Linked DNA regions of Homo sapiens: region 1 is linked to region 2. A link is a contact called in ENCODE Hi-C data. All regions are on one chromosome and are shown on one strand. Each heading gives the region's core, a stretch centred on a gene start or an enhancer-like site at or near the end of the contact. The rest is flanking DNA. Distances are from core to core; before and after follow the strand shown. Region 1 overlaps EGLN3-AS1 (EGLN3 antisense RNA 1). Region 2 holds the start of HECTD1 (HECT domain E3 ubiquitin protein ligase 1).

The links. A loop is a pair of places that touch in the nucleus more often than their neighbours do. Pooled maps may share reads with other maps.
Region 1: a pooled map of gastrocnemius medialis shows a loop between it and region 2 (3-fold over the local background). The contact joins the enhancer-like site here to the promoter of HECTD1 in region 2. A Hi-C loop is called at or near these places in 1 of 168 maps with a recorded cell type or tissue (lower leg skin) and 6 of 50 pooled maps.

What each region holds. Positions count from the first base shown.
Region 1 is chr14:34,058,406-34,064,373 of GRCh38, reverse strand. EGLN3-AS1 (EGLN3 antisense RNA 1) reads right to left here. Exons shown (of 3, transcript NR_184209.1): 3 at 2,012-5,242. The region is part of intron 5 of LOC102724945 (a long non-coding RNA gene); the gene reads left to right. Among named protein-coding and RNA genes, the nearest start is that of EGLN3-AS1, 21 kb to the right of the region's middle. RefSeq lists a silencer at 3,798-4,157 and an enhancer at 4,056-4,557. Within about 2 kb of position 4,118, at least 30 of the 41 ENCODE cell types and tissues checked have a DNase peak (open chromatin) inside an H3K27ac peak, as active enhancers do.
Region 2 is chr14:31,205,394-31,211,028 of GRCh38, reverse strand. It overlaps HECTD1 (HECT domain E3 ubiquitin protein ligase 1), which reads left to right and starts at 3,236. Exons shown (of 43, transcript NM_015382.4): 1 at 3,236-4,013; 2 at 5,072-5,232. The coding sequence starts at 5,093. RefSeq lists enhancers at 2,295-2,806, 2,660-2,829, 2,807-3,318, 3,831-4,344 and silencers at 3,010-3,349, 3,650-3,859, 3,980-4,189.

The sequences.
Region 1 (5,968 bases), core at 2,869-5,368, 2.9 Mb before region 2:
CAACGCTGTACAGGAGTGATGATACTTCCTTCTTCGTATATTTCTATTTCATCCAAGTTTCTTTTTGCAACCTATATGTATTATTTCTATACCAGCAAAAACGCACATGAAAAATGCAATCTCCACCACCAGTAAAATTTGTTCTCCTTTGAAAAATACAACAAACTGCATTTGTTGAAGGGGTTAGTGCTGTCCTGGAACATGCAGGTAAGGTTACTCGTGCCAGTCATGGTGACTTTGCTGGGAGCCTCCCTATACTCCCAGCCAAACCGTGTTGAAAGGACAGGGAGGAGTGTTGGGTTGCAGGTGCCTGGGGAAGTGTCTGGACATCTCTGCTCAGGCCAGGGCCAGGGATGTGGGAGTGTTCTGTCCTGCTCTGCGGTAGGCTCCTGGCTTCCTTGATATGGGGCTCACCCGGAGAGATTGCATAGACCCTCTGTGGCAGCACCCCTTCCAGAACCAATACAGGAGGCAACTCAGAAGAGCATGGCTGTGATAACTGAAGCCACATGCAGCCTGGCAGGATAAACACTGCCTGGGAATCAGATGCTATTTTCCTGGCCTCTCTCAGGTACTGGGGCCCAGTGGGGAGGTGATTTCTCTCACGACAGACACACCCCAGGCTGTCCTCTATTAGTCACAGCACATGCTTAACTCTGTTTGGTTATGTTCCCCTGACGTTCTGCACGTCCCACCATCCAGCAGTGTGTGTTTACCCCTCCCCACAGCTAGTTGGACTAAACAACATCTCTCGTGCAACACGTTCTAAAGGAGCAGCTGGGAATCAGGTTTAAATCTTGGATTTTCAGCATAACTGAGTTAAAAATCCCTGAGACATCTTTTGTCTATGGGTGCCAGGGAGAGAAAGCAAACAAGAGAGAAAGAAGGAATTCTTAGTGTGTTTGACTTAAAAGCTCGGACGGCTTCTTTCAGAAGGCACTGGTGTGTCAGGCTAATTTTTTAAATGTAAGAGAATCCTGTTTGGGGCTTTCAGTGGGTAGATTTAGCTATTAAGAAACAAAAACACCACTGGTTTTTTTTAAGTGGGGCAGGGTGGGCTTCTCCAAACAACAGTTCCTAGTCAAACTCTTGTAGAATGTCAATTTCAAGCTCAGTCCCACCTCACTGAGAGACACAGGCTTTCATTCTTTTCCTACACAGCGATTTAACCCTTTACTAGGGTAAAGGATAGTTATAGGATAAGAAAAAAAAAATCTCCTTTTTAAAACAGGATCCATCTGTTATCAAAAGATCCCACTTCCTGATGGACACCTAACCACCATTTACTGGGGGATCCCTGGGGAGGCCACTGTACTAAGTGCTTTGCATATATTATCTATTCCGTTCCCCCAGCACCACTGTTATCCCCATTTCACAGAAGAGGAAACAGAGTCAGAGAAACTGAGTGATTTGCCCTAAATTGTAGTCATTGGCTACTCGAGCCTAGGTCTGAGCAACTACAAAGCCTGGAATCTTGACCAATTCATTGAGCTGCTCCAAAAGAGGACAACACCTGTGAAAGGGTCCTGCACAGAGGCAGAGAATAGTAGACATTCATAGATATAAGGTGGATATGGTTTCCATTTCCACCTTTACCATTTACTTGCTGCGTTGAATTCAATGACTCAGTTAATTTTCAGAATTGTAGGTGACCCACTTGTAGAGCATGGATGGTTCCCTGTCCTCAAGGGTTCTACTATCATCTGGTGTTTCCCCCTCAGGCACCAACCAGAACGCCATATTTTAGGGAGGGTAAGGATTGAAAGAAGAACCTGCAAAGCATGGTCGCCAGCAGCATCATGCTCAGGACAGCCCTGGTCTGGAAACCCTGGCCAGCCATGGCATTCCAGAGGCACCCAGCCCGCCCCAGGGTGGGGTTAGAGCAGAGGGGTCTTGGGGAGCTTGCTCCATTCTCTGTTGTGACCGAAGATTGTGGGTGTACAAGCGTAGCCTCACCCGAGACATGCTCTCCAGGCCCATCCCTTTTACACCTTTAGCATAGCACTTGACCTGCAAGGTTGTAATTATTTTTAATTTGAATATTCAGAAAAGTACAAATGAAAAAATAATGATTACTCATATTCCAGCAACCCACAGTTAGCCAGTGTTGACATATTTGCTTCTAGTTTTATTTTATATCTATTCCTTAAAATAAAAAACTGCATGATATATAAGCACATTGTTCTTTGAAACAATTATTACAATATGAGAATAAGCTAAATTCCTATGACTACCATTTCAAATCTGAATTCCTCCCCTTCCATTCAAAGACAGCTTTAAGTTTGGTGTGTATTTTTCCAGCATATATATATATATATATATATATATATATATATATATATATATATGGGATTTTTTGTGTGTATGTACATTTTCTTTCTATAAATGGCATCATGCTGCATGTATCATTTTGCAACTTGCTGTTTTTCATTCAATATACTTTTGAGATTTTGATACACATAGATGCAGCTGATCCCTTTTAATAGCTCTAATAGTACTCCACTGTATGAACATACCACATTTATAGATAAGTGCATTTGAATTTTCCATTTTTTCCTATTATGAACTATGCTAAAATAGACATCACTCATACTCAGGACCACCACACTGCACAGTTCCAGAAAGCTCCATTCACTTCTACGAACGTGTCTTCTGGAGTTGTACAGCATACAGCCTGCTCTGCTGTGCTTGGCAGCCCCTGCCTGTATCTCCTCCATTTATTCTATTAACAAGATTTATTCGGTGCCTACTGAATTCCAGTGCTCTGCTTGTATTAATGTATTTAGACCTCTGAAATGTCCTAAAAAGTAAGTCGTTTTCACCATTTTTATTTTCCAAAACAAGAAGGTGAGGACAGATGGGGGTACTCACTTGGCTAAGATCACACGGTCTGTAAATTGCAGAGCCAGCATCAGAACCTGCACAGCCTGGTTCCCAAGTCTGGGTGCTGAACCGTCATACTAAGTCTTCCTCATGTTTCACTGTCTACTTAGTTAATATCTCCCACTCATCTGTAACCCTGAGAGCAGGGACCACGGGGAGCCACTTATTTTGCGTCACTGGTGCCCAAATAGTGCCTGATCTCCATGACAGGCTCAATAACGTTCTGTCAGTCACTTTACTCATGACTGCAAGCTCCTTTCCTAATCAACGTTTCCTCTCCCCCTTCCCCATGTATCTCTTTCCCTTCATAAGCACCCACCTCGTCTCCCTCTCCACGACATTCCAACCCCTGAGCAAGGCTTTGAAAAAGTGACATAGGCACATCACAGATGTGCCGTTGGCTCTAATTTGTGAAAGAACATTTTACCGAGGGGCAAAGGAGGACTTGGAATTTTTTCCTGCCCCCAGGAGGCCCAGACTTGCAACCCTGTAGGTCTAGAACTTAAGCGGAGGTCCTGCTATGTTCACACATTTAGTAGAGAATGACTTCTAATTCCGTCATTCAGCTGTCAGGCACGTAGGCCGCTTCCTTTTATAAAGCTGGTTGTCGTAACTAAACAGGTGCAGATTTGAGGAAATGCAGACCGACTGGAATGATAAGTCCCACTGCATGTGAGATTAGGTGGATAGAGGACTCGAGTCCCACCCGCCCTTTACTGTCTTTAGTCTCCCCAGTCCGCCCTGGGCACCACCCGCCGAGGCTGGGCTCTCGCAGCTACCTCTCCATCTATCTTCATGACAGCTGCGGGGGCCGGGGGCAACTTAGTCGGGACAAACGTGAGCGAGCGAGTGTGTGGTTCAAAGAAAGGAAACGCAAGGGACAAGGAGAAGGTCGAGCTCCGGCTGAGGAAGAATCACGGGCCGGGCTCGGTCTTGCCCGTCACCCTCGCGCCCCTACTTCCGGGCGGGCAGGCACCGATGGGGACTCCGCCCAGGGAAGGCGAGCCCCACGCCCACGTGGCTTTCGAGGGGGACAACCTGGGGCGTGGGGACACTGCAGGGCACAGGGCACCCGCGAGTGGAACCACCTAGGCGCCCCCTCCCGGGGCCGGTACGTGCGGGCTGCTGGCGCTGCGCGCGGGAGCCCTCCCTCGGCCCGGGGCTGCGCTGGAACGCGCTGACTCACGCTAGCGCTACGTGAGCTGCGAGCCTGCCGGGCGGGGCTGGCTGTCCAGCCCCGGCCGCCGCCCGCCGCAGTTACCGACTACCTTCGGGGCGGCCGCGGGCGCAGGCACAGTGCGTGTGGCTCGGTGTCCGCCGCGGCGCGCCCTGGCGAGACTTCACCCCGCGCCCCGCCGCGCGCTCGCCAAGGCTGCCCGCCGGGCATTTTTGATCATTTCGATTGTCCCTCCGGCTCGAAAGCTGCAGCAGAGCTGGGATCTTGCATCCGAAGCGAGGGCACCAGCCGGTATCTGCTAGGCAGGAGCGGCCAGAGTCGCGTTAGGGCGGCCTTGGGCAGGGCGCTTCGGTTTGGCCTCTCTTTGGCTCCGGGGGAGCCTGCGGAGGCCCAGGGCCGGTCTCTGGCTCTGCACTTGATGGCCTCCTATCTAGGGGAAGGGCCAGTTAGTATCCCACCCGCTCCCTCGCCATTGTAGCTCAGTTCATCCCCAAAGACCCCGTGGAGTGGCAAGGGCAGGCATCATCCAATCCATTTGGCAGAGGACATCAAAGCTGAGGTTTAGATATTCATCTGTTGACAATGATGAGGATGTTTCATCGTAACTTTTCTATCTAGAACCTAGCTCTCAGTTTATCAGTTCTAGTGCTAACGTGGCCTGTTTTAGCGGTGTCTCCCATTCTGTGTTCTCTGGAAAGACAAGTTAAAGGGGAGAGTTTGTATTAACAGGTGTCACGTCTTCTCACTCTCGCCATATCCCTGTACCTTCTGGTAGATGTAAACGGACACAACTGTGCTTATAAAACCAATAACTCGCCAGTCTTCCTCAGGTCCATTCAAGACCATTTGAGTGGGTCCTTGGGTGCCATGGACAGAAATCTTGTGGGGACATGGATGAGGGGGGCCTCCAGCCCCTGAGGACTGTCAAGACCAGGGCCTTGGGGAAGGGCAGCCGAGCTTCACATTGTCCCCACTTAGCCACTTGTCAGGGTTGCTGTGAGGCTCCAGATGAAAATACATGGAGTTTCCTTAACTACCGTGGCCCACAGAAATGACACATGAGATTCTTTTCCTTGGTCGTAGGATACTGGGGGCGGGGTCAGTGAGAGGCACTGTCCATCTCAGAAAAATCTGTATCACTCTTGTTTGCTCATCTTGAGGAAGCCATGGAGAGCACAGTTTCTATGGAGTCAGCAGAAACAAAAATGAGATTAATTCACACGTAAATTCTGCCTTTAGATACAGAGACCTAGGTTATAGGATCTTGACTGTATACACAGTTAAGCCATTTGTAGAGTTTTCCCTATTTGGGGGTAGTTTTTGTTCTGATTTTTTTTTTCAGAGGGGATGTTTGCCAAATTCTTTCTAGATTATAAAATTAATACAAACTCTCATAAAAGTGAATACACTAAAATATAAAGAAGAAAAAAAAAATCCCGTAATACAACATTCATACACCAATAAAATGTTAGCATTTGAGGTATATTTCTTTCGAAGTATTTCATTTTGTTTTATTTTATTTTATTTTTGAGACAGGGTCTTGCTTTGTTGCCCAGGCTGGAATGCAGTGGTGTGATTACAGCTCACTGTAGCCTTGACCTCCTGGGCTCAAGTCATCCTCTCACCTCAGCCTCCAGAGTAGCTGGGACTACAGGTGCATATCATCATGCTCAGCTAACTTTTGTATTTTTTGTAGAGACAGGGTGTCTCCATGTTAGCCAGACCTGTAGCTGGGACTACAGGTGCATATCACCATGCCCAGCTCATTTTTGTATTTTTTGTAGAGACAGGGTTTCACCACGTTAGCCAGCCAGTCTCAAACTCCTGGACTCCAGCAATCTGCCTGCCTTGGCCTCCCAAAGAGCTGGGATTACAGATGTGAGCCACCATGATCAGCAACCAAGTATT
Region 2 (5,635 bases), core at 1,987-4,486:
GCCTGGCACAGAGCAGTTCTCGATGGTCTATGATTCTTGGATTTTGGAAGCAATGGGAAATACCAACATGTAAACAGTTCCTGGTTTCTTGGGATAAGTATTCAAGTCTGGTCAGTTGCCTTTATCCGGATATTTTGTTGTCTTCATGACTTCATTTCTCTCCTTTAATGCTCTTGTTCTGGGATCTCATGCTTGAATTCTTTTTTTCTGTTTGAGTTTAAAATAATAACATGGGCCGGGCATGTGGCTCATTCCTATAATCCCAGCACTTCTGGCGGCCAAGGCTGGAGCATTGCTTGAGCCCAGGAGTTGGAGACCAGCCTGGGCAACATAGTTAGATCCTGTCTCTACAAAAAAATAAAAATAGCTGGGTGTAGTGGCATGGGCCTGTAGTCCCAGCTACTCCGGAGGCTGAGGCAGGAGAATCGCCTTGAGCCCACGAGTTGGAAGCTGCAGTCATTTAGGATCACACTGCTGCACTCCAGCCTGAGCCACAGAGCAAGACCCTGCCTCTAAATAAAAATCAAAATAAATATGATAATAACATCTTTAAAAAGTGCAATAAGTGTCACAGCATTCTTTTGATAAGGTTTCTTTAAAGCACACTAGACATTAATCTTGCGGGCAGGAAGTGGGTGGGTGGTACATGTAGAGATAGTGCAGGATAAAAAAATATATATCTTAAAAACTTGGTAAAGGTGGCCAGGCGCAGTGGCTCATGCCTGTAATCCCAGCACTTTGGGAGGCCAAGGCGGACGGATCACAAGGTCAGGAGATCGAGACCATCCTGGCTAACATGGTGAAACCCCATCTCCACTAAAAAATACAAAAAATTAGCCAGGCGTGGTGGTGGGTGCCAGTACCTGTAGTCCCAGCTACTCGGGAGGCTGAGGCAGCAGAATGGCATGAACCCGGGATGCAGAGCTTGCAGTGAGCCGAGATTATGCCACTGCACTCCAGCCTGGGCAACAGAACGAGACTCCGTCTCAAAAAAAAAAAAAAAAAAACAACAAAAAACTTGGTAAAGGTATAATCCCTTTTTCTAACTTTTCTATTTTTTGTTAATAGCATCACCATTTTCCTAGCTTCCAAGTCCTCTTTCTACGTTAAGGGTTTTTGTTTTTTGTTTTGGCAGGGTCTTGCTCTATTGCCCAGGCTGTAGTGCAGTGGCATGATCATGGCTCACTGCAGCTTCGACCTCGAGGGCTCAGGTGATCCTCCTGCCTTTGACTCCTGAGTAGCTGGGACTACAGGTGTGCACCACCACACCCAGCTAATTTTAAAAATTATTTGTAGAGACAGGGTCTCCCTATGTTGCCTAGGCTGGTCTCCTACTCCTGGGCTCAAGTGATCCCCCTGCCTCTGCCTCCCAAAGTGCTGGGATTACGGGTGTGAGCCATGGAGCCTGGACGGAAATTTTTAAGTTAATCATTTAAATTCTGATATATCTTCTTTCAAAAATTATTTTTAGATTTCTTCCCCATTCATATTGCCAATAACTAGACTTTTCTTTCCTCCATTATTGCAGCATTTCGACAACCTCCAGCTAGTCTCGTCTAGATAGATCCTTTTAGTCGTTCTAGACACTTTCCATAATTAGTCTTCTTAAGACTAGTTTTTCCAGTGTTGTAGTCCAGAACTTGCTACTTAGCTCAGCCTAATTTCTGCATTCCTCATTCAAGGCCTTCCCCACTTTAGCTCCAAATTTCTCTCTCTGTTGCTTACTGTTGGTTCTTTGCTGGGGGCACAGGTGACCTTTCCTATGTCTAGGAACATATCAGGCTTTATGTTCTTCCCTTTCCTTTCAGTGTCTACATTGTACCCATTCTTCAAGGTCCAGAGGGAATGCCACTTCCTTCTTGAAGTTTCCTGGCAGCTCCAATTCACACTCATGACATCTAAATAATTATCCTCATGTGTTGTACTTGGGACAAAATAGTTGAATCCTCTTTTTCCTCTTGTTTCGTTAACAGGATACCTAAACGGACCATTACCTGCGACAACGGGACATGCGCGGATAGCTATCTGAAGTACAAATTTGTCATTTCCAAAATACTGGTTCTTTTTCTAAAGAAGTAGTAAAAAAGAAAGAAAAAAAAGAACCAGTATTTTGGAAATGACAAATTTGCTTAGTCGCCCAGGCTGGAGTGAGGTGGCATTATCAAAGCTCACTGCAGCCTCAATTTCTTGGGCTCGAGGGATCATCCCATCTCAACCGCTCCAGTAGCTGGGACCATAGGTGTGCGTCACCGCATCTGGGTAATTATTTTTTAAATTTTAATTTTTTTGCAGAGACCAGGTCTATGTTGCTCAGGCTGGTCTCGAACTCCGGGCCTCAAGAGAGTAAAATCATAAAGTGCTGGGATTACAGGAAACGCAGCGGACCCAAATTCTGTTCTTTACTCATACCTAGCAGCTCCTCTGGTTGCCTGAGGGACCATGTCTCAAACACTATCATGTCGTATTAATTTTTCTTTTTGTTTAAAAGCTGAAAGTGAGAGTACAGTAGGACGTCTCCGGGCTCCAACTACGTCCTATAAGCATGCATCCTTTATTCTGAATGCGTGTGAAATAAAGTTTGAAAAGAATAACCACAGACATACTTGTGACCACAAGCCACAAGAAACGTAGTCAAAAGTGCACTCTCAGTGCTGCTGCCGACCGGGCACGGCGCTGGGCCTGCATTTGCGCTTTCCTGGAGCCTCAGTGTCTCATCTGTACAACGTTGATAATCGTCGGCAGCACCTCTTTCCCAGGGTTGCTCTGAAGGGTTTTCTTTGGGGTGAACCGCCAGGCGGTCGGCCTCCCAGGAGCGGGGGGAGACGCCTTCCTTACGCGACGCACTTCCGTGCGCGAGGAGGGAAGATCGTGGCTGAGTGCGGGTGGCCTGGGCGGAAGGCTCAGCGGGGACAGGTTGGGCCGCAGCTTTGCTGTGCTGTGCCGTGCGACGCCCTCCGCAGGAGCGCGCAAAGTGTTAGCCACGGCGCCAAGCAAGCTGGACGTGCGTGCATGAGCGCGCTCGGACTGACAGGGAAGCGAAAAGGGGGCCAGGGCGCACCATAGAAAAGCCGCGGCAGAAACGTACGACACAGCCCGAGGCGGCGGGGGCGAGAGCTCCGGGGCAGGGACGGCGACGCGGCGTACCCGGTTTGGCGCCCCTGCGCGGCGGTCGGCCGTCCCGCAGCGCCCCAGGTGGCCGCCGGCGGGGTCGCCGCCGGGGGAGTGGATTTGCTCCGCCTCCGCCGGGCTCGGCTGCCCTCGGCAGCTTCCCCGCCTGGCTCTCCCTCGACCCTCCTCCCCTCCCCCTCCCGGTTCGCGATGGACTGGGCCTCCCCGCCGCGCCGCCGCCGCCGTCGCCCGCAGCACCGCGCGGGCCTCTGAGTTGCAGGGCCTGAGGAGCCGCGTGCTGGGGACTGGACGTCCGCTGGCTGCTGCCGCACGCGAGAACCTCTCGCTTCCCTGTCACCAGGTCCTCGCGGAGGAAGGGGAGGGACGAGGCGCGGCTTTTCCTGTGCCGCCTGCCCGGTTCGACCTGCGCGGCCTGCGGCTTCTTGGGAACTCTAGGGCCGCGGCCGGGCCTGGCTCTGCCGGCGGCCTGTTGGGAGCTGGATCGGAGCGGTTTGGAACGACAAGCCCGAGTAAGAGCCTGCGGGAAGGGGAGGCGGGAGCGCCTCGGACCGTCGGAAGGGCCCTGCGTGGGGGCGCGGATCCCGGACGCCCGGCGAGTGGCGGAAAGCGAGACCCCGGCGCCGAGTGAGGTCGGCCAGGCTGCTGCCGACTTCCCCGCTGGCCCCTTTGTTCCCCTCCCGGGGCCCTGCCGGCGGCGGGGCCCGGTTGCCCGCGCCAGAGCCTCAGGCCGGCTCCTTTTGCCCTTGAGAAGGGTTCGCTGCCAGGCCTTCGAGTTCCGGGCGCAGCTCCCGGGAGAGCCGGCGCCCTGCCTGGCCCGGCGGCCTCCTCTCGGGCACGAAGGCTTGCTGCTGCTTCTCCAGAACTTCCCTTCCTCGTAGACACAGGTAGTTAACTTAGCGGGGTTTGGTGCTGGGGAACCACAGCGCGGGGGCCAGCGCCTCTCAGCGCCCGGCTCGGCCGGGCCCCGGGTGTGGGGTCAACCCCGCTGGTCGCCGCCGTTGGGTGCCCACCGCGCCCCGCCGCCGGCTTCCCACACTTGCGGCTGCGTTACGTGGGACCCAAAGCTGTCCTCCAGTCAGGGCGCTTACGGGGCGCTTTTGTAATGACTTACCTGTTGGGGTTGCTTCTCGGTTTTGTTTTTGTTTTTTTAACCAACTGCCCTATCTTGTGAAGCTGGGGAAAGAGGGCCCTAGGTTGGCCTACATTCGTTCGGATCCGTAACCTGCTGGTCCATTGCATTTACTTTTAGCCTTTCCTTTTTTAATTTTTTTATTTTTTTAACTTTTAAGAATAGTTGCCAAGACTGCCAAAATTCCTAACCAACTCTTTATTCATAGATAAATCTTGTATATAATTGTCGTTTGTATTTGGATATCTTTAAAATAGAAGTAAATTGAGAAGTCAGCAGAATATGTGAAATTGGAGGTAATTTTGAAGGAGAAACAATTTGGAGGGGGATTGGATCAAGGTGTTTAGAGTTTCCTCAAAATACTGAATCTAACCCTTATCTGAAGATCAGTTTTGGGTAGAGAAGGAGGGGGATGAAGTTTGCTGGAAAAAACAGAACCTTTAGTTAGGTGTTCTTTGCCTTTTGGCATAGACTTTAGTGATAGCAGTAGTGGGACCTGAAGCTTGACTGACTGTCTTTGACACAGACAGCTCTGGTTTCTAGTTAAGCAGCAACCTAATCAGCTTATATACTCTTGTGCAAAACTGGTTTTCATTTGGTATGATATCTGTACGTTAAACCTGGCGGATAAGGAAAGTTGAAAAACTGCATTAAGCACTCTTACGTCCAAACGTACTTAGGAGTCTTTTTTAATTGCTAGGAGGACACTATGAAAATTTGGTTCTAGCAGATGTAAAGGAAGAAAAATTTAAGCCCAAGCTGTTCAGTCCCGGAATTTAAAGGACTTTTCTCCCTTTACTTTTCAAATTTAAGCAAAGAGACTTTTAAAAAACCATGGCAGATGTGGACCCAGATACATTGCTGGAATGGCTACAGATGGGACAGGGAGATGAAAGGGACATGCAACTAATAGCCCTTGAACAGCTATGCATGCTGCTTTTGATGTCTGACAACGTGGATCGTTGTTTTGAAACGTAAGTACATTCCTTCATCATGTTCCTTTGGGTTACTGTAGTGACATCTGTTTTCAACCATTTGCTGACTTCAGTTTGTGTAGAAATTTCTCTAGTGAATTTTAACACGTATCTTTAAAAATATTCCTGAAGAGTTTTGTGTTTACACTTTTCCAAGAAATAAAAATTGGTAGGTGAAGAAACTCTAGGACTGATGATTACGATGACACAAATACATATTTGTTGAATGAATGGGAATTAGTAGGAATATTAATTTTAACCCATAGCTTGGTTGGTTCATTTTCAAAATATGTCATGAACTGGGGAAAATACAAATATTTATTTTCTTAAAGGTATCTATTTCTGTACCATGAAATTGATTTATGGAATAAGAGATGATAATAAACATATGTTTTGAACTGCC